2 separate regions of the Mus musculus genome follow, and region 2 is linked to region 1. A link is a loop called in an ENCODE intact Hi-C map of the cell type or tissue named here. Cell type or tissue: left cerebral cortex. All regions are shown on one strand. Each heading gives the region's core, and the rest is flanking DNA. Links, peaks and the distances in the headings are about the cores only.

The links. A loop is a pair of places that touch in the nucleus more often than their neighbours do. Peaks named below come from ENCODE experiments on the same cell type or tissue, not always from the same donor. Only the 100,000 strongest peaks of a DNase experiment are listed, where the experiment ranks them.
Region 2: it touches region 1 in a loop (7-fold over the local background); 26 of 42 quality-filtered maps call a loop at or near these places.

What each region holds. Positions count from the first base shown.
Region 1 is chr10:52,227,043-52,238,571 of GRCm38, forward strand. Dcbld1 (discoidin, CUB and LCCL domain containing 1) reads left to right here and starts at 6,577. Exons shown (of 11, transcript NM_025705.4): 1 at 6,577-6,793. The coding sequence starts at 6,709. In left cerebral cortex, for the core only: CTCF peaks have their summits at 5,607 and 6,635; DNase peaks (open chromatin) are centred at 5,642, 6,046, 6,373, 6,730 and 1 more place; H3K4me3 peaks cover 1,820 bases; H3K27ac peaks cover 469 bases.
Region 2 is chr10:52,376,111-52,387,639 of GRCm38, forward strand. Gopc (golgi associated PDZ and coiled-coil motif containing) reads right to left here and starts at 6,014. Exons shown (of 9, transcript NM_001199272.1): 1 at 5,501-6,014. The coding sequence starts at 5,788. It also overlaps the pseudogene Rps19-ps10. In left cerebral cortex, for the core only: no CTCF peak of the experiment used is centred there; DNase peaks (open chromatin) are centred at 5,354, 5,587, 6,062 and 6,988; H3K4me3 peaks cover 3,511 bases; H3K27ac peaks cover 2,116 bases.

The DNA.
Region 1 (11,529 bases), core at 2,523-7,522:
TAAGCAGAACAGTTGCTTGAAGCCTTATAACATGGGTCTGGACCCTACAGTGCACAATGTGGATTGTTTATCCTGTGAAAGTAAGAGGCAATGTGTGTGTGTGTGTGTGTGTGTGTGTGTGTGTGTGGCCATACATGTTAGCTTGCCATATATCCAAGGATGGTTTTGAGCTCTTGACCCTCCTGAGTGCTAAACATATATGTATATGATGCATAGTAGAGAGAACAGCTGCAGAACTAAAAATCTAGTGTCTAGGCTGAGAAAGGACATTTGAGGCCAGTATTTTCTCACCACAAGCTATAGTATTCGAGAATTCTTTCCAGACATAGACACCATGGCTTCCCAATAACTATCAGCAACAAGTTGTTCTGTTTTTTAAGCAACAGGGAAGCTGGGTGAGGTAATGCATGCCTATAGGTTTAGCACTCAAGAGGATCAAGAATTCAAGGCTGTCCTTGGATGTATAGCAAGCTAACATGTAAGTCAAGCACAAACTAGAGAGGATCCTATCTCAAAATCACAACAGGAAGACCTTATTTCTGAGCCGGACGTGGCGGCACATGCCTTTAATCCCAGCACAGCCAGAGGCAGAGGCAGGCAGATTTCTGAGTTCAAGGCCAGCCTGGTCTACAAAGTGAGTTCCAGGACAGCCAGGGCTATACAAAGAAACCCTGTCTCAAAAAAACAGAAAACAAAAACAACAACAACAACAACAAAAAAGACCTTATTTCTGTCCATGCTTGGTAGCAGGAGACAGATGCCTGTACAGTTTACATTTTATATCTCGGATCTCATCTTCATGGTCATTTCCATTTTATATCTCAGGGTCACTCTAGTTTAAGGATAAAATTTACTAGGTCGTCAGACTGAACCAAAATCCATTTTGAAGTTTTCTACTTACTTTAGAAACATATTAGGTTTACATTTCTATTTAATTTCTCTTATTAAAGCAAGCTAAGGCATATATACTATATACACAAACAAGGTAGGATTTTATCTGCCACTATTTGTTGTAATATAAGGGCTAATGAAAACAAGCATACATTGCGATAAGATATGCAAAATGAACAGTGGATGGTAACTAGAGGGATTGGTATGTCAATCATTGATGAGAGACCCCTCCCTATGACTGCTTTCTACCTTACTGTGGGACTCATCCAGGTGAATAGTGTTTCCCTTAGAGAAACTTAGTTGGGTTATAATACCTTAGATTTAAAAAACAAAGTCAAAATGAAACCAGATATGGTGGTGCATCTTTTAATTCCAGCACTTGGGAGGCAGAGACCGGCAGGTAGATCTCTGAATTTGAGATCAGCCTGATCAACAGAGTAAGTCCCAGGACAGCCAGGGCTACAGAGAGAAACTCTGTCTAGGAGAACAACAGCAAAAAGTCAAAAGTCTGGAGAGAAGGGGTGATGGTTAAGAGCACATGCTGCTCTTACAGAAGACCCCAATTCAGAGCACATGAGCACATGAGCTCAGCGGTTAAGAGCACTGACTGTTCTTCTGAAGGCCCTGAGTTCAAATCCCAGCAACCACATGGCAACTCACAGCTATTGGAACTCCAGTTCCAGAGGATCTGACCACTCTTATGGCCATCCTTAGGCATCAGGCTTGCACACACTGTACATACATGTATACATGAACACAAAAGGCTCATACACAGAAAATAAAAATAAATAATCCAAAATCTTTTTTTTTAATCTAGGGGAGGGCTAGAGAGATGGCTCAGCGGTTAAGAGCACTGGCTGTGCTTCCAAAGGTCCTGAGTTCAATTCCCAGCAACCACATGGCAGCTCACAAACATCTGTAATGGGATCTGATGCTCTCTTCTGGTGTCTGAAGACAGCTACAGTGTTTTCATATAAATAAAATAAATCTTTAAAAAAAGCGAGATGAAATCTTTTTTTAAGATGAATAGAAATTTAAGATTTATTTATTTTATTATATGTAAGTACACTATAGCTGTCTTCAGACGCTCCAGCAGAGGATGACAGATCTCATTATGGATGGTTGTGAACCACCATGTGGTTGCTGGGATTTGAACTCAGGGCCTTCAGAAGAACAGTCAGTCCTCTTAACCACTGAGCCACCTCTCCAGCCCACTAGGTGAAATCTTAAGATTAAAACAGGCACATTCGCTTGATGTAAGAATTTGTGGCTTGATATATTAGTTTAGCAATGCTTCTTTGTGTCATTATATAGGAAAATATAATAGTTTTTATACATTTACATTTGGTAGCCCATCCTGCTGAGCTAAGTCTGGGTCATTCCTCCCTGTCCTGGCATGGTCAATGTTGAGATCAGATTATGCACTTAATACTCAAAGTTATTTCTATTGTATGAAAGAGGTTTATTTGTTTATTTGTTTTTGTTTTCAGCTATGCATTGCCTTGTGAGGTTCCGTTAAAAATAAAAATGCATTCAGAAGGATTTATTTTCATTTTCTGGCATGAGTTTGCCTTTGTGCATCTTAATTGCTGGGACTGCAAACATGTGTCACCTCGCCTAGCTTTGCCTGCTTTTTCTCAGAGGCATATCATCACTCTATAGCCCAGGCTGTCAGTGAAGTCCTACCTCATCTCCTAGAATGTTGGAGTCCCAAGCCTGTATCCTACTTATGGCTACTGTTTTTTCTCTTAGCTTGTGGGAGTTGGCTCTCCTTCCATTATGTGGGTTCCAGTAGTTCAACTTTGGTCCTGCCGCATCTTTACCTACTGACCTTTGTGGGGGTTTTTTGTAGAGAAATCTTTCTTCATGTTTGAGAAAAGGATGGTATAATGGAAGACCGTGGGTCCTCCCCGCCTCCAGATTCTCAATCTTTTCCTGTATCTGGCTGAGGATTTCAATATAGAAAGATAAAACTATTCCTATCAAAGTATCGACTGAGATGAAAGAGGTCACCAGGGCTCCCATGACTCAATGGATTCCTCAGTGGTCAACAATGCTCCTGGTCATCTTTGCTTGTCGTCGTTCATGGCTCTCAGAGCTAAACTTGCTAGAGGCAGCCAGGAGTTGTCCAAATTCACTTTCTTAGAAATGAACTTAAGAGAAGGACATTGGACAGAGGGACGGCTCAGCTGTCAAGCAAGACTAACCCGAGTTCAAGCCTAGGGTCCTGCAAAGTGGAAAGACAGAAGGAACTCTTACAAACATCCCTCTCTTCCACTCTCTTCCACGTGTGTGGACCCACACAGACACACACAACAGATAAAAATGTGATTTAAAAATTTTAATTAAAAGTCTGTTTTGGACTCCTCCATTGTTGGTGGGATTGCAAGCTTGTAACAATCACTCTGGAAATCAGTCTGGTGGTTCCTTAGAAAATTGGACATAGTACTACCAGAGGATCCTGCAATACCTCTCCTGGGCATATATCCAGAAAATGTTCCAACCGGTAAGAAAGACACATGATCCACTATGTTCATAGCAGCCTTATTTATAATAGCCAGAAGCTGGAAAGAACCCAGATGCCCCTCAACAGAGGAATGGATACAGAAAATGTGGTACATTTACACAATGGAGTACTACTCAGCTATTAAAAAGAATGAATTTATGAAATTCCTAGGCAAATGGTTGGACCTGGAGGGCATCATCCTGAGTGAGGTAACCTAATCACAAAAGAACTCAAATGATATGTTCTCACTGATAAGTGGATATTAGCCCAGAAACTTAGAATATCCAAGATATAAGATACAATTTTTGAAATACATGAAACTCAAGAAGGAAGACCAAAGTGTGGACACTTTGCCCCTTCTTAGAATTTGAAACAATCACCCATCGAAGGAGTTACAGAGACAAAGTTTGGAGCTGAGACAAAAGGATGGACCATCTAGAGACTGCCATATCCAGGAATCCATCCCATAATCAGCCTCCAACATTGACACCATTGCATACACTAGCAAGATTTTGCTGAAAGGACCCAGATATGGCTGTCTCTTGTGAGACTATGCCGGGGCCTAGCAAACACAGGAGTGGATGCTCACAGTCAGCTATGGATCACAGGGCCCCCAATGGAGGAGCTAGAGAATACCCAAGGAGCTAAAGGGAACTGCAACCCTATAGGTGGAACAACAATATGAACTAACCAGTACCCCGGAGCTCTTGTCTCTAGCTGCATATGTATCAAAAGATAGCCTAGTCGGCCATCACTGGAAAGAGAGGCCCATTGGTCATGCAAACTTTATATGCCCTAGTACAGGGGAACGCCAGGGCCAAAAAGTGGGAGTAGGTGGGTAGGGGAGTGAGGGGGAGGGTATGGGGGACTTTTGGGATATTGGGATAGCATTGGAAATGTAAATGAGGAAAATACCTAGTAAAAATATTTAAAAAGATAAAAAATGAACAAAAAAGAAAAAAAAAAAACCGTCGGTTTTGGTAGCCAAATTAATCTTAGCACCTGGAAAACAGAGGCAGGTGGATATCTGTAAGTTCCAGGGCAGCCAGAGCTGCATAGTTAGGTTCTGTCCCAAATAAAAAAATAAAAAATAAAAAAAATATTTTTTGAAAGAAAAGAAGGTGAAGCTAGCAAATGTTTCCTTATTGAGGTAAATTTTTACGGTGTGTATGAAGATACTCAGTATTTTCATAAAAGTATATTTACTTTTGATTTGAAGATAAGCCTACTGTTTAAGTACATCCTTTACACTCCCGATCTTTATATACTGTCTTAGTCAGGGTTTCTATTCCTGCACAAACATCATGACCAAGAAGCAAGTTGGGGGAGGAAAGGGTTTATTCGGCTTACACTTCCATACTGCTGTTCATCACTGAAAGAAGTCAGGACTGGAACTCAAGCAGGTCAGGAAGCAGGAGCTGATGCAGAGGCCATGGAGGGATGTTCTTTGCTGGCTTGCTTGTTTCTCCTGGCTTGCTCAGCCTGCTTTCTTATGGAAGCCAAGACTACCAGCCCAGAGATGGTCCCACCCACAAGGGGCCTTTCCCCCTTGATCACTAATTGAGAAGATGCCTTCCAGTTGGATCTCATGGAGGCATTTCCTCAACTGAAGCTCCTTTCTCTGTGATAACTCCAGCTGTGTCAAGTTGACACAAAACCAGCCAGGACATATACATATTTATTTCCTCTCTATGACAACTGGGGAAGAGTTAACATGAAGGCAAGCGAATGTGTCCCAGTCAGAGACTGGCTCTACACTCAGATCTAAGAAAGGCTCAGTTGGAAAGCTGTAAGTCTTTCCTCTGAGGTTGCCATAAAGGAAGGTGCAAAGTCCACTGCCAAATCACACTTGGAATCTCAAAAGTTAAAGTGTAAACCAGGCAGGATATGAAGGCCTGCCTGTATTCCCCTATCTCAGAGGTGGGGGAAGAAGGTTCAGGAGTTCCAAGGTCAGCCTCCGGCTACTTAGCAAACTACTCAATACCAGCCAGGAAGACAAGAGAAGCCCTCAGAACACAGACGATAAACCTCAATCTCAAAACAACAAAACATTTTTAAGGCAAAAAGTTATCCTACCTGTCAGCTTAGGCTTGGAGTTGGAGAAAATTCCAAAGGTCACTTGGCCTTGGAGGGTCTGATCTTCCTCAGCTGCCGAGACCACCCCACCCCGACGCACTCTAGATGTAATAATTCCCAGAGGCCACGAGGTGGTGTGTGAGTTAGAGCTAAGGTTGTGGCCACGCAGAGGAAAGTCACGGGGGGGACCTAAAGGTGACAGTCCTTAAAACGAGTATTAACCGTTTCTCTGTTCAATTTGACGACCAGGACTCCAATTGAACGACCCAGTAATGGGCTCTAAACTCCTCCGCGGTCCATCGAACCTAATCTCAAGACTTTCCCACCACCTCAGAGAGCGCCTCAAACATTGCTCAGTCTGAAGTTTTCCAGACTGCTCTGGGGACTCTGCAGTTTACATATCTCTTACTGGTCCTACTCTGCACGTCTTTTCCCACATCTGGCCAGGCACCCACCTGTCTACTGAGCTTCAGCTCCAACTGGCCCCTTCCCGCCCTTTAATCCTCTGAACAACCTGGGCACGAACTCAGCTCTCTGTCTTTTACTCTCGCTTTGCTCCCAGCTGCCTTTTCACCATCCAATTAGATCTCTCCAAATGTGCTCCAAATATACTGTCCATGTTACAGACTGCAGTTTGTAGTGAGCGATTATTTCTAAGCTCTGCAAATGCCGAGTGAATTTAAGCACCCAGCCGCGTAGAAAGTTGAGTTAAACAACGGAATGAATGAAGAGAGAGAGAGAGAGAGATGGAGAGAGAGAGAGAATGAATGAATGAATGAATGAATGGACTTGAACTGCCATCATCCCATCAGATTTCAGATGCCTTGCATAGCCTTGGCAGACCAGCTCTAGGGTAGAGCTGACAAACTGCCAGAGGGGCGGAGTCTCGGTGAACCCCCGGGCTCTGGCGAGCCTGCGTGCCAGGTGAATTTTTGATTTTCATTTTCTAGTGAATCCGGGCAGGTGGCGCGGGGGCGGGGTGGGGTGAGGGGGAAACTGGGCGCCCCCCTTGGGAGACCGGTGGTGCGGCTGATCACCCCGGGGAGGGGGCGGGGCGGGGCGGGGCAGGGCGGGGAGGACACGCCCTCTCGCGGGCGCGGGCCGCCCAGAGGGATCTGTGCCGTGTGCCCGCGCCGCGCCGGGCCGGGCCGCGAAGGAGGCTGCCCTAGGCGGGCAGCGGCAGTGTAGAGCCGGGCCGGGAGGCCGATCCTGCGGGTCTGGAGTCCGGCGGGACCATGGGGACCGGGGCTGGTGGGCCGAGTGTCCTGGCGCTGCTGTTCGCCGTGTGTGCTCCGCTCCGGTTGCAGGCGGAGGAGCTGGGTGAGTGGGGGACTCGGGGCTCCGGGAGGGCTGTGTTGTGGGCCTCGGGGGAGCCTGGCGAGAGGCGGGCGGTCTCCGCCAGGCGGGGGATGGATTGAAGTCAGAGGGTGCATTTCGGATCGCGCCCCGATACTCTTTCCTTCCCCCCCATAAACGAGCCCGGCAGCTTGGCGCCTGTTCCCCGGCTGCCTTCGCGGTGTCCCCGCCCGGCCGGCCACTTAGTTCCCAGATTTCCCGACCCTTCCCGGCGGGTGCGAGTGGCCTGGCCCCGGGTGCTCGCCCGGCGTTGCCCCGCCAGCTCCTAGTCTCTGCCTGCAAGAGGGGGTTCTTCTGCGAGGCTGCCCCGGAGCCGACTGCAAACAGGGCCCCCGTTGCCTCACGCGTGTCCGGTGGTGATCGGAGTTGGAACCTTGCGACTCTGGTCCCTCAAGGGTATTTGAGCGAGTCGACTGCGGCCCAGGCTGCTTTTCCTCGGTAGCTGATCTTTGGCTTCCAGCGCCACCGAATTTTCTCTCAGACCACCAGATTAAGGCAGGAAACTGGTTTCCCAGCCCTACATGGCCCTACTCCATTAATCTGCTTTAATTAGTTCTCCTTGGATAGGACGAGCCACCTTTCTGTGGGTTCTCCCCCCCACCCCCCACCCTTTTCGGGTTTTGTTCCTCTCCTCCTGCCTTTGCTCCTCTGTAACTGGGGTTAATTAATGGCAGTGAGTTTATGCAGAATACTTGAATACCGCCCCCGCCCCCGCTATGCTTTCTGGGGGAACAGAAATCGAAGCTAAACTCATCGCTGGATTTTTTTTTTTTCATTGAACAATGTATTCGTTCACCCAAACATTCAGCAAGTTGATAGCATTAAAAAAAAGTGAAGTTATTTTGTTTAGAGTTACGGTAACACAGTCTAACGTGTGTTAGAATTGCACTGTGTAAGGTTTTATGAATGCTTTATAAACATGCTGTTTTGTTTGAGTTTTGGCGGCGCTCGGGAACTTGTGCAAGGCAAGCCTTTCAACAACCAAACTATATTCCAGTCATTGGATGTCTTAATAACTGAAGACACTTTCTCAAGTCGATATTTGAAACTGTAACATTCTACATTTATTTGGTGTGGGTTTTAAAGAAAATTTAGTTTTAGTGATGTGTATTTGTGTGTGGGTTGAGATGTACACGTTGAGTGCAGATACCCACCGAGACCATAAGCAACTAGTCTCTTGGACCTGCAGCTACAGGCAGAAGTGAGCCTGAAAGAACAGTATGTGCTTTTAACCTCTGAGACATCCTTGCAACCCCATTTTACATATTTTTATTGAATTTCTTGTTATTATTAATATTTGCGGTTTGAGACACCACTCTTGAATTCATAGCAAACCTCTTCATGCTTCCCAAGTGCTGGGAGTGCCACTGTATCCAGCTCAGTTGGTTGTTTTGTTTCTGGCTTCTGCCTATTCTTAAAGGTTTTTTTTTTTTTTTTTACTTTGTTTTAGATTATGTTTTGGAATGTGGGTATGGGCATGTGAGTGCCCAGAAGCCCCCTGTGACTAGAATCAGTTGTGACCACCTGCTTTGGATGCTCAGAACTGAACTCCGGTCCTCTGCAGGAGCTATAGCGTCTCTTAACTGCCACAGCTCATTATTATTTTTTTTTCCTTTCTATATTCCTTCCTTGCTTTTTGTTTATTTGTTTGAGACAGGATCTTTTGCAGACTTCCTGCTTCAAACTCTCTGTTTAGCCTGGATGCCTGATGCTCTTTCCTCAGCCTCTGAAGATGGTATTGTAGTGGTGGAAAGGCGCTTGGCTTTGTAGTCTGTGAGTCCGCCTCACAGCAGGTCCACCACGTGAAAAGGCTAGCCTGGGCTAAGGGAGGACTTCAGAAGATGGTTGTTTAGATTCTTAGCCAGCTTCAGATTTTAGACCTTGTTGCCTTTGACTGATGGACGGTGCTGCCATTAGGTTTAGCGTGGAACATCCTATGTATTGGGGACTTTAAAATAAATGAGCACTCACTCACCACTAGCTGAGGCACTTTGGAAACAGAGGCAGGAGGATTGCCTCCAATTTAAGGCTAGTCTGGATTACATAAACAAGTATGGGAATTCACACACCCAAGGTAAAACTTAAGTTTGGGATATTTACCGAAAGAGTATTGTTAGGCTGATTTTCTTTAAACTCTCATTTTTTTATTGTCTGTGTACTGTGTGCATATGTGTGGAGATAAGAGGACAACTTGCAGGAATCCTTCCACCAAGTGGACTCTAGGGATCAAACTCAGGTCCACAAACCCCTCTGGCAGCAAACCCCTTTACATCTTATCTGCCCTGTTTTTTGTTTTTGAGGCAAGGTCTCACTCACTCTGTGCCCAGAATGGCCTAGGGTTCATTATGTAACAAGGCTATTCCCACACTTGCTATGTAACCAAGAATGATCTTTCAGCTCCTATCCTAATCCTCCTGCTCCATCTGCCAAGTGCTAGGATTGCAGCCTGCACTATCACATATGGCTTCTATAAGTTTTAAAGGCGTTTTCACAGCTGTGGTCTTCCGGAGTACATGGTAGGACGGGTTTTCAAGTGTTCGTAAATGTACAGACTTTAGGTCTAGGGATTTGCTTCAGGGTCTAAGTTATGGGGTTGGTGTCTTAGTTTGGGTTTCTATTGCTGTGGAGAGATACCATGACCACAGCAACTCTTATAAAGGAAAACACTTCATTTGGGCTGGTTCAGAGGTTTTGTCTATGACATGAAACATGGTAGTGTGCCAGCAAACATGGTGCTGGAGAAGGAGCTGAGTGAACTGACTTGAGATTCTGAGACCCCAAAACCTACTCCTTAGTGATACACCTCTTCCTCCAAGACCACACCTCCCTATGAGCCTATGGGGCCATTTTTATTCAAGCCACCACAGTTGGACAGTGTCAGGTATGAAATCATTGCTCTCAATGCTCAACGTTGACTTGGACCTTTGCTCCTGGAGTGTGGGGCTTCCTGGTTGGGTCCACAGTCTCCTGGATCTGCCTGGCTGCCAATATCCCTGGAAGCTTTGCATCTGGAGCTCCCTAATCGTATTGACTTGCACCTTTTAAAGAAAATATAAAACAAACAAAACAAAGAACCACCCAGGGGTTTGGTTGTGTGGCCCAGGTTTGGCTTTATAGCTCTGGCTGGCCTCAGATTTGTGGTTGATCTTTTTGCCTCGGACTGCCACTACATGCTAGCATTACAGGCACGGGCCACCACACCATGTTTCCACCTAAGTTACTTGTGATGCTAGTCAATGATATTATTCAAAGCTCTTTGTATCAGGGTCTGGTGGCCTCCTGGCGCTGCTCTGATTCTTTTATATGACGGCTGCTTTTACTCAGTTTCTTAAAATCCGACCTTCTCCAGCACCAATCCCTTTCTTTTGCCTGTTCACTGGGACTCAATCTCCTGAGGGTCTGTACTCCCATAAATTGTTTCAAGTGATTTTTAAATTTTTGAACAATATGACAGATAAATTGCTCATTTGTATTGATTTGTATTGATTGATTGCATCAATCTGGATGCTTGGATTTAGTCCAGCCTTATTATCTCAGTTCTAGAGAGTAAAATGCCCTTTTTTTAAAGGCATTCTGAACTTATGCTTTGACGATTTCATACAGGTATGTCTTGTATTTTGATCATTTCCACCCCCATCGTCCTTTCTTACTAACTCTGTCCTCTCCCCCCCAGCAAGTCCCCTTGTAGCTAACGTGTTCGTTTGAATCCACCGAGTTTAGTGTTGCCTGGGTGAGTATGGCTGTAGGCTTTACTGGAACATGTGCAGTTTACTAGCACATACACCACTGAGGAAAAATGACTCCTCCCCCCCCCCCCCCCATCCACCTGCCGACTGTTCCTTAACTAGGGGTGAAGCCTCTCTATTATCTAACCCAGAACGATTCCTGACTCACTCTAGTGCAGGTCTTTTGCAGGGTTGCCACGGCTACTCTGAGTTCTTGACTGTGACATGCATGGTATGATCAGAAGACAGTATTTCATAAAACTCTTCCCCATTTTCCGGCTCTTACATTTCTTTCCAAAATGCCCTTGATTGTTGCGATGAAATCTGAAAATCCCGATTCACCAAAAGTATGTGCATATGGGGGGCGGGGCGGGTACTGATTTCTCCCTGGTGATTTAATTACTGGCAAAAATGGAGGCGAGCAGTTGTTACTTTGGGATGCTTACAAATGGCACGGCCAACTCAAGATTCATTGCTGTTGTATGGTTATTGTCTAATCTTCGTCAGTAATTTTCATTTGAGTAGACATGTGACCTGCTGGTATTTGATGTTTTAGGGAAGTGGCTTTTTTAAAAAAGTAAGTACAAGTTTATTCTGGCACCTTCTGCACCATCATGCCTTCATGCTGACATTTCTGAATCTTACCTGTCCAGGGGACAGCTCCCAATCCCCCAGGCTCAGCCAGCTCTGCAGGCTAAGTTCCCTTCCCTGTCATCCTTGTCGTAAGCATCTAATAGAGGCACTCTATGAATATTTCTGAGTTGAACTGAACAATCTCCTTGTGTTTCAGAGATACTTTCAAATCATTTCCTAATTAGCAGAAAGAGAGCAAAAGCAAGATTAATACAGTTTTTTATACAAGTACCACCTGTTGCTTCACCTCAATAATTGTGTTTACCAAGCCCAGCTCCCTTGGCATGCTTAGTTTTGTATGTAAAGATGCCTTTGACATGCAGGCACAGCACAGAAAAGAAT
Region 2 (11,529 bases), core at 2,827-7,826, 150 kb after region 1:
ATAAAGAATGGCAAGATACATCTTTCAGAGGTCAGATCCTACAGAGCTTGTCAGTCCTAAATAAGGATCCTGAGTTTTACCCAATTTGGAAGACACTAGTTCTCAGCATCACTTTGGTGAACATGAATTGGGGCTGGCGGCGCACTTAGTGACTACAGTACCAACAAATACACTTCCCTACCAGAAATGTGATCCCAGCTTCCTTTCTCTGCCACTGTGTCTACCTAAGACCAGCTCCTCTGCCTACATCTCCTTCACCTTAAATGCCTCCATTTCTTCATCATTACTACGTTCATTTCAACAACTTCCTTGTCCATCTAACACATTTCTTTGCTTTGGTGCTGGCTAAATCTAAGTATTACTAGCATTACTAAGTATTACTAGTTTACATACTTAAACAATAGTGTTGGGGAAGGCATACCACAAGGCACACTGACTGTCATGTTTATGATCAGCAACACCAACCAGGTCCTTTACTGCCTGGCAGCTCATATCTCTGGGCAATGGGACTTTCCCCTAATGTATATCTACAACAACCTCTTCCACTCTCTTCGAGTCCTTCCTCTTATTTCAGCAACTGACCTGAGCTAATTTAGAGAAGAAAAGTGAAAGAAGAATCACACAGAAATCCTGGTAACCTAGCCGGGTAATGATGGCACACACCTTTAATCCCAGCACTTGGGAGGCAGAGGCAGGCAGATTTCTGAGTTCGAGGCCAGCCTGGTCTACAGAGTGAGTCCCAGGACAGCCAGGGCTACACAGAGAAACCCTGTTTTGAAAAATCAAAAAAAAAAAAAAAAAAGAAAGAAAGAAAAAGAAAAGAAATCCTGGCAACCCTCTCACCCCATCTATTCTCATCACCTTTCACTCCTTACTATATAAATAATGCAAAGCCACTTACTGTGCCAGCTCTTTGTGTCTTATCTGTACCCAGCATCTTAATATTACCCATCTTGATATTACCCCACAGTATTCAGCTTTTCCCTTAAATATAAACATGTTCAAGTTTAGTTTTTTTCATTGAAAAACACAATAAAGTAAGTAATTCCTTCCCTGAAGCCTACTTTTGCCTTTCTAAGCTATGCATCCATACCCACCTCTTCCGGATGCTTCTCAACTGTCTCCCCAACCCCCTCCTAACATCAATTTGTTTGTACAGAATGATTTATTTAGCTTGGTGTGGGCCGCCTACATCCTTTCCATAATAATTATAAGCTTTTCTTAAGGAACTGCTGTGAAAATGAGATGAATATGTAAAAAACAAATTTAAGACAGAGTCTAATCCATAGTAACTGATCCATAAGGTTAGCTATATATCACTATTGCTAATAATGTCACAGATCCATCTGTCCAGACACAAGAACAATGCATCATAAAGTTGTCCGAAATTCCTTCATCCCTCCCTCCCTCTAATCCAGTTCTGGACTCTGTTGAATTTTACGTTTTAAGGTTCTCGTGCTCTGAACACTTTATATATATCACTTAGTTTATACTACCATAATGCCACATGGATACTTTGAAACTCTTGAAGAGTTTCTTGCATTCACTCTTATTTTCTCAAACTTTCTGCCAGGATAGCCTATTACATTAAAACTTGGATTTTATAACCAGGAGAGTCTAATCAAATCTATCTGGGACACACATCTAGTTTAAGAATGTTTGCTCCTGTTATGATAAAGCTCTAGTCTACGGCATAGCCTATGCAAGAAGGCAAGTCTGGCTCGCTACCTGCCAATACACATCTATCTGGCATCTCACTTCTTGTGTACATTCAACAATTCCCCAGATTTTCAGATGCACCATGAGCACCATCATACTTTCCACTTTCTAGTACACTGATTTTATACAATGTGAAATAGTATTTCTGTATCTCTTATCTTAATTTCTACTAGTCCACTACAGTCTTGGGTTGAGAGTACTTCCTTCAGGGAGATGGAGATAGGAGAAGCAGAGATGGAGGCAGCAATGACAAGAGTTCCTGTTTCAGAAATAAAAATAATGGAGCTGGGGAGATGGTTCAGTTGATAAAATGCTTGCTATGCAAGTATGTGCACTGAAGTTCAGATCCCAGCAACCAAGTAAAAAGCCAGACCCGGACAGGCATCTGCCACCCCAGGACATGCCAGGGGCTAACCGGCCAGCACAGTTTATCCAAATTGGCAAGCTCCAAGTTCACTGAGAGATCCTGTCTCAAAACAGGAGGAAGATACCTGATGTTGAACTTTCTCCTTTGCACACACACCCACACACCAATCCACCAACAAATAAATACAACAGTACAAACTTAAAGTGGCACAAAATCAAGTATATCATCAGTTTAATGTCAACATAACTTTTGACCAAGGCCTAACACTTCTCTAGTAATGATTTGCACACTAAATCACTTCAAAGAGACATTAACAAGTTCAGCTACTGTGGAAGAAAGACATGTAATAGAAGGTTTATTTTTTTGATTTTGGAAACAGGGTGTCATGTAGCCCAGGATGGTCCCAAATTCAATGTATAGCTGAGGGTGTCTTTGATCTTCCCCCCTCCACTTCCATAGTGTTGGGACTATAGGCAAGGACCACCATGTGCAGTCTAGGTGTATTGTTTTGCTATTATTTCTTAAAAGGAGCAAACAGAGCATACATTCCAAAACAGAGGTGAGTTATTTTAACGCACTGGCTCATGGCCTTTGGTCCTCTATGGCTATTACTGCCACTGTTACTCTTATTTTATTGGTGACTCTAGCTGGGCCTCAACCAACGGTCTCACCATAGCGGGAACTCTCAGGCAGGTAAAAGTTTGAGAAATTTAAGTTGAAATAGTGCCAACTCAAAATATTCTGATTTTTTTTTTCTTCAAACGTAGTCCTTTATATACATCTCTTGCCAAATATAACTTACTGCAAAAAGCTGCTACATGGATGGCATTTATATTTAATTTAAAAGGGAACTAATAATTTTTTTCAGTGTTTTCCAGCTCCTATTCTCTCTCTCTTCCCTCTCTGACCCCTTTCTCCTCCCCCCACGTGTTCCTGTCCAGTCTATTCTCCCCCCTCCAACCCCACTCCCCCATCTCTACTTCCTTCTCAACTCCCCTTCCCATGTCCTAAATAAACTCTACTCTATACTAAAAAAAAAAAGTGTTTTCCCAACCACTAGATTAATTTGATGTAGTATTACCTAAAAACAGAAGGACAGAGTAAAAGTTGCATTTTGGAAGGATATGAACGTTCCTTTTGTGTAAGTATTGTTTGTTTTATTCATTTATCTATATCTGTTTTCTTAAGACAGGGTTTCATGTGGCCCAGACTGGCCTGAAACTTCTGATCCTCCTGTCTCCACCATCTAAAGACTGAGATTACGGATACAAATTACCCACCCTGGAGTTATCCATGTCTTGAGACTATAAAAACATTCTATTATAAGTACTAATCTCTGAAACAACTAAACTTGGTATACGTTTATTACACGGATAGCAAGCAGCGTCACCTATGACTTCAGCATCCTTAAAGACTAGTCAGAAGGCCTAGTTTACTTATTGAGACAAAATTAAGACTGAGTAAGAAAGCACCAAAATCTCTTATAAGATTAACACTGAGGATCTCAGTAGATTGTCAACAGTTCACAGAACATCCCAAGAGTCTGAATATGGCACACTAGGTGTACTTGGAAAGTTGTGACTGGCCATAAGTCTTTTCACAGCAGTACACAGTTATAATACGAAAACTATGTAAGATGTCTTATGTATAAAAATTGTCACAGGTGAATCATGTATAGTTGAATATACTAAGCAGAAAAACCAAATTATCCTCCTCATCATTTCTAAGGTCTCTGAATCAAGAGTTGCAATTATACTGAAAACCACACACTGTGATATGCTAGCATTCTTTACTTTAAGAAGTAATGCTACTTCCTAAGATGGGACATGGACTTAGAATATGTAAGTATAATTTCCTGGAAAAAAAAACACGCAAGTTATTACATGCACAGTCTAGTAGAGAAATATTCTTTCAAATTATTTAAAAATTTAAAAAACTTGAATACCTTCTAGTCATAGGGAAAAAAATATTTTTCTCAAAATCAGACCTTATTGCTAACATCAGAAAGTACTATTGTTTAGCTTCCTTAGGTCATTTAAAAAACAAGTTAAAATTGTTTTATGTTTTAAAAGCCACTTATCTCCAGTATATGGTTAAATATGGAGATGGTATGTAAGTTATTTGGCAAAAGCTACTCTTAATCTTTGATCTTTAAAGCTAAAATACCATTTTAAAAGCCACTAAATACTACCTGAAAACTCAGCTTTAGGAATTACCATTCATTGGAGAAAAAAAAAAAAAATCAAGAGACAGCCTTATCTACACTTAATGCTTTTACATAAGTACTTTCATCCCACTCTTTCCAAAAAGAAACCATAGCATCCTGAATATGTAAGATGCTAATCAAATATTAGTGGCAAATGTTTTTCATGGCTAACTAATATGAAAGACTGTTGAGCACTAAGCAAGGACAGGAAACCAATCTAGCATACACATGAATCTGTACACAACAGGCCCTATCATTATTACAGTTAACAGTAAAGAGGAGCTCTTAAGAAAGCTAAGGCACAAAGAACTTCACACATAACAAAGTATCTCTCTTTTTTTTTAATCCTTTTTAAAATCAAAGAGCTACTCTCTACTGAAATTGTCTATTTTTAAAAGGTTTCCCATATAATGTTAGTACACCATAATTTCTAAATCTTGTAATACTGGCCTAGTTGAATTTTCCACACAAAATGGGAGGTTTGGAATTCCTGTTTGCAATCACACTCCCCTTGCTCTGATTAGAGACCTAAGCAAAGGATTGTCTTTACATAGTCTCAAAGGTCTGAAATTAGGGAAAATACTGTAAAATACAAAGACATACCATCTCACTCAATACTAGAAGTTATTTGAATATTGACAGCTCTAAAGACATAGCTGCCCGTAATATCTGCCAAGTGTGAATGTAAACTGAGAAGGTAGATAGGAACATATATATTCCATTACATTTCCCCAAGAGCTTTGATCGGATTCCCCTAAGTTCATGCATGTCTCTGTGTACAGACACGGACGTTGATCTGGGCTATTGGATGAAAATAATCAGAGCTGCATCTGTCTGAAAATACATCATCTAGCTTGTCATTATCAAAGCAGAAGAGGAGAGTTGAGGTATTCCCCGACAGAAGATCTTGGTAATAACACCTACAAGGCAGGTAGTGTGATTAGCTCCTGTCCCCACCGCATGAGATGCTGGGAGGTGGATGACAGGACGTCTGGAGACCCACACATCAGTCTGCATCCTTTTCCTCCCCCACCCGCTCCGCACTCCTTTGCTTCACTCACGTATAAAACGCACTCTCCATCGCATTCGAAGCTGAGGTGTCCAGTGGGTAGGTTTTTAAGGATCATTTTCCTAGTGCTTTAAATGGGATCTAACGACCTCGGACAGCCTGGGGTTGAATGCTATTGCTGCCAGCCCCCGAGGCTCACCTCAAGCTTGTGGTTGATCTGGGACACAGTCTGGGCTTTGTGGCATAGCTGCGCAAAGCAGGAGCTAAGGCTGGTCATCTTCTGACGCCCCTCATAAGTGATGTCCGCCTGGTCCGGATCGATCTCGCCCAAAAGCAGATCCACATCCACGAAGGCCTTGTCGAACTCCTTCTCCAGCACCTCAAGCCATCGGAACATGGACACCCCGCCAGGGGAGACCCCCACAGGGCAGGAGGAGCCCCCTGGGCCGCCGCCGGCTCCCGCCGGGCATGGGCCACCCGCCGACATGGCGCCGTCCAGGGCCTCGCCGACTGCTGCTCACTCTGGCCGCCCGCCCCGCGCGAGGGGAACTGCTAGCACCGCGGCGCCCCCCGCGCGCGCGCACACACAGACACACACGCACACACACACAGACACACACCCGCCGGTCCCCTCCCTTCCCTCGCGCCGCCAACGCCGGCAGCGCAGCTCCAGAGCAGCAAAGGAAGCGGGGCTGAAGCAGCGACAGCGACACGGAAGACCCGCCCCGCCCGCAAGCCGGCCCGCCCCCGCCGCGCGTGCGTAGCGGAGCCCAGAGCAGGCGCAGCCCAGAGGGAGAAAGTGGGCGGGGCCGTACGAGAGCTTAGCCAATGAAAAGCCTTCGCCTCCACAAGCCTGTCTGCGACCATTTTGACGACCGGCAAAACCCTGAGAAGCAAAGGGTTGAGGTGGCCCCTTGCAAGTGGGGAAGACCGGAGGAAGGGAAGGGAAAGATTCCACGTCGCAGAGGGGACCGGCTTCCGCCAGTTTGGCTTCACAGTGGGCCTGGAACCGGTCCACAGACGTCTAGCAAAGTTGCTACTGGGGTGTCAAGGGGCTCGGGTGGGAGCGGGGAGGGCCGTGTGTGCATGCGCAATAGCCACGTTTTCTCTTCCGATTTCCAGCTCTTAGGGCGGGAGGGTGGGGACACTGGCTAATGTTGCTAAACCTGACGGTGCATTCCAGCCAGAAGCTGCCTATGGAAGCTACTGAGCAAGTTTTGTTGAATCAATGGTTCCTCCTTCTATGATTGACAAGCTGGGGTTCTAGGCCAATGTATTATTACATACTAGCTGCCCCACCTCAGTGGTGTTACCTTGCTTGGGTAACAAGGTTTCCAAAGTTTACTTCACTTGGCAATTAAGGTAAAGTGAAAGTGTTATCACTTGGTACATAGCACTCATCTTACTGCATCACAGATCGTATATTTCTAAAGCAACCACTTGGGATGCTGTAATCATCTTATAAACTAGTATTGTGCTCGTTCCCATGTTATTTTCATATGTTCATAAACATTGAATACATATCCCGATTGAGGCACTGAGGACATAAAATCTAATGAAACGACCTCATCCAAGCCGAACTAGTAAGACAGTGAGGCTCTCACGACTTTTAATTCCAGTGTTGCGTGCATTTGAGAGCATTTATCAAGAGCTTTCTTTGTGTCCTGCCTCTCATCTCTTCCACTTCTCCAACTCCACCCCTGTCTAAACCAACAGTAGACTGTCCGGAAGGGAAAGGAGAAGCCAGACTAATTAGAGTAGGCAGGTAGGAATTGTGCTTCCTGACTCGCCTACGGGAGTATGTGGAAAATTAGTCCATAATCTTTCGGAAGTTGTTCTTGGGACGGACCTTTCTAATAAATCATCAACCAAAGTCTGCATGGCATTGTGTGCCTCTCATCAAAGCAGTACCAATAAGAATTAAGAAATAACAGATTTAGTTTGCACTCTGGTTACTCCAATGCATGACTGCTTACCATCAAGCAAAAGCTATTATGACTTCAGCAAACTTAGACAAGTAAAACTAACCATGCAACTCTTCCCTTGAGTTTAGTCAGAGACTGTCTCATAGGCTTAGTACACAATAGTATAAAACATCCTCTTCGAATGGTTGGTTGTATTTTATATATAAATATATAATAAAATAATTTATCTATATCTACCTACCTATACACACACACACACACACACATCCCACTATCTGCTACTTAGCAGTAGATGTGACTATGTAGCAGTTGCCACATCCTGTGTGCTCATTTTCTTGGTATTCAGTGGTGACTTTAAATGTTTATGAGGTTTCCTAATAGAACATTTTGCCCGCTTTGATTTGGGATTTTGCAATTCTGGAAGTCACAACAGAACATGAATGTGGAAAAAGAGGCTTGATGGGTGTTTGGCCTAAATGTGTGTGTGTGTGTGTGTGTTTGCCCTAAATGTATGTGTATGTCTGTGTATCATAAGCATGCATGGCTCTCACAAAGGCCAGAATAGAGTACCAGACCCTCTGGAACTGGAATTACAGATTCTGTTAGCCACTATGTGAGTTCTAGGAACTAAATTCCTCTTCAGCAAATACTCTTATCTACTAAGCCATCTCTCCAGTCTCCTTGCCTACCACCCCTCATGCCAGTCTGTTATATTTTTGTATACAATATTTGCAAGAACACTGAGAAAACTCCAGGCTATTTTCTCTAATGATACTTCTCCCTGCCTGCTGAGGAACATGAAATAAATAAATAAAACTTACTGTGTGAGAATGGGGAAATACTTGGAACAATAACGATACCTTTTAATTAAGAATGCTCTATGTATAGAGTTATTTCTTTGATTCTCAAAGCATCCTACAGTAAGTATAATTACTCTTTTATAAGTACATTGTAGACAGATTAAATGTTTTAGTAATGGCACACAGCAGACATTTTAATGTAGGTCTCTTTGGCATTAGCTACAGGATACAGAAGAATAAGGAATCTATTTCATATTGCTAGTATGAAAAATTGGCAGACCTTTTGTGAAAGCCTTTTGAGACAGTATTTCTCAGGTGTATACATATAAAACTATAAACAACGTGTAAAAATGCATTTCCCATTGTAACGCCTTTTAGATAAATCACACAAGTGCAAATTATATTTCTTTTAAAATACCAAATTTACTAATTACGTGAGAGACTCTGAAGTATATTTTGTGCTTATGTGACCATTCTTTTATTTTTTTAATGAATGAGACAATTTATTAACCCAGCATCCATCTAATGCTTCTTGTTGGCAGTTGCCACCTGTCCTGAGATCCTGTCCAGATCTCTCTGTCCCTGAGGTGTTAGCTTTCCGCCCCCATCTTGGTCCTTTTCCACCATTTTCAGCCCCTCCAGGGCTTGGAGGTCCCGGTGGGCCACACTCTTAGAGCCGCTGCTGAAGTGGCTGGGCCTGACACCATTTCTCTGCCTTCCTCTGTAGATCTTGGTCATAGAACCAACCCCTGCACCCCCGTGGAGGTACAGGTGCCGTGCTGTGGAAGCAGCTCATGTGTAGAACCAGTTCTCATATGGGGCAAGCTCTTTATGTTTGGCCAGCTTGACTGTTTCCACCCATTCGGGGACTTTCAGCTTCCCGGACTTTTTGAGGAAGGCTGCCAGAGCTCTGACGAACTCCTGCTGGTTAATGTCTTTTACAGTAGCTCCAGGCATCCTGCGGCGCTGCCAGCCAGGGGAAAGGAGTGACCATTGTTCTTATGGCTGATAATGATCCTAATTTTCAGCATGAAAGAACCCAACTTCATTTCTATCACAGCCTTTACAACTTCAAGTAATGCCATGTCATACCTTGGATGTCTCAGGTTAGTTTCATGTCACATGGTCACATGTCACATTATTATACTACATCTTATGGACTGCCACATTCTATGGACTCATTATCGTAGTATTCATTGATGACTTTAAATGCACATGAGGTGTCCTAATAGAACATTTTGCCTACTCTAATTTGGGATTTTGCAGTTGTGGAAGTCTCAATAGAACAGGCAAGTGGAAAAAGAGGCTCAGTGGTCAGGTGCTGCCATCTGTTGTCAGTGTGCTCTATCTGCATTTGTTGCTTTGTCTTTGCTGGCATTTGGACTTGGATGTTTTGTATTGTGACACTTTCACATGGCTTTAAAAAGACTGTTGGGTTGGGAGATATTTCCAACTCATAAATCATGCTTGTGTGATTTAAAATAAAATAATATAACTAAAACTAGTCTGTCTTTAATTTGTCATTGTTGCTTTGAGACAGGGTCTTGCTATGTATCTCTCTGGCTGGCCGGGATCTTGTTTATAGACCAGGGTGGCCTAAAATTTCTAACAATCATCCTGTCTCTGCCTCTCAACTGCTGAGTTTCAGACATTCAGATTGACAATCTTGTTTTGTTCATATTGAGTTTTACCACTAAAGACAGAGTGAAGACTGAGGAAACCAGAGAAAGTGGGAAGATTCTGGTGTGTCCTTTGGTAGTTGGTTGGTATCTGTAAAGTCAGTGAATGGTGTAGATTCCTCTAGTGCACCACCAATCGTAGTGACACTAGAAAATATGGAAAGCCTGCCTTGCACAGGCTAGTGAGACTATTGAGTTTTAAAGTCTACTCTGTTCCAAGGTTTATGCTAAGCATTCTGTGTTCCCATTGATTTCCTGTAGCCCTGCCAGGAGTAGGAAAAGAGATTAGATTCTCTGAGTAGTTTTAAACAGTTGTATGATGGGTTAAGAAATGTCAGGAAAGTATTGCCATTTTCTTTTAACAATGTGGGGAAGCCTCAGAACATTGTACTTATTTTATAGTCATGATATTTGTCAAATAAAATTGTTATGATTTATACATTTGAGAAATTCATACAAAAGAAGTAAATTTGAGTGTTTTGGGGTGACTTATTAAGCCACATTCTTCCTCTGTTTCTTTTAATATAAATGGGGAAACTCCTTGTCTTATTCTAAAAATGTGAGAATTTTGGTGGAGTGACTTAGGGTTAGCTCAGTCACCTGCCTTTCTTTTCTCATGTGCAGCTGTGGATTCCATTCCCACTTAGGGTTCTGCAAGTGTCTGCTATAGTGCTTTGTGGTCGCCATATGAAACACCTTAGCAGGTAAGCCCTACGCTGGGACCTGCTTAGGTTGAAATCTCAGATGCTAGCTTGGGAGATGGCTCAGCAAATAAAATGCTTGGTGACCAAGAATGAAGGCCTCAGTTGGGACCCTTAACACCTCATAAAAGAAGTCATATCTGGTGGTGTGCATCTATGCTCTCAGTGCTTTGAGACAGACAGGAGGCTTCTGGGGTCTTGCTGGTCAGCCCATCCAGCTGAATCAATGAGATCCAGTTTCAGTGAGAGACCTTGCTTCTAAAACTAAATTGTAGAATTACAAAAGTCACTTACGGTCACCCTCTGGCCTTTTCTTTATATGAACATGTGTGCTTTCACACACACACGTGCACACACAAATTTTGTAAAACAAAACAAAACAAAACAAAACAAAACAAAACAAAACTCAAATTCTATGGACTCCGGGAGGAATGCTGTAACTGTAGATGACTTTGAGGGTTAAGATAATTCATTATTTACCTAGGAAATTCTAAAAGCAGTTGCTTTTCAAACACCTTTGATACATGCAACAGAGCATATCTAAATAGATTTTTATACTGTCTAAGGCATAGACATATTTCTTAATCCACATTAGTCTTTAAAATTTAAATAATATGTCTTCAACATAGAAATGTTTATTTAGCAATATTCTGTCTTGTTTATTAAGCTCAGGATAATTTAAGGTTTAAAATTGTTTTCTTCTGTTCTACAATTAAAGGGTCTCAGATGCTATATTTTGTACGGTGTATACAGACTTAAAGCATGACAAAAGTTTTCAGTTCCCATTTCTTTGTACTGTTAAGACTAACTTTCAGTTAGTCTTTAAGCCCACACTCTTCATTTACCGTCCCCCACTGCTCATTATCTAAGACCACTATCTATCAATGGCTATCAGCATTTACCGGTCATTGACTCTTTCTCTTTATTCACTGTCAACTTACTGTTTACTTCCCAGGTTGTCAGTCTTCATAGACCAAACACAAACTCCCGCTCATTAACCTCCTTTGCTATGTTTCTAATAGATTACTTCTATAAGACCCTTCCTGAAGAGGAGGTACATTTCTAAATACATTTTCTTTGCTTTGTACTTCAATTTTTAGACTACACGAATGCATTGACAGAA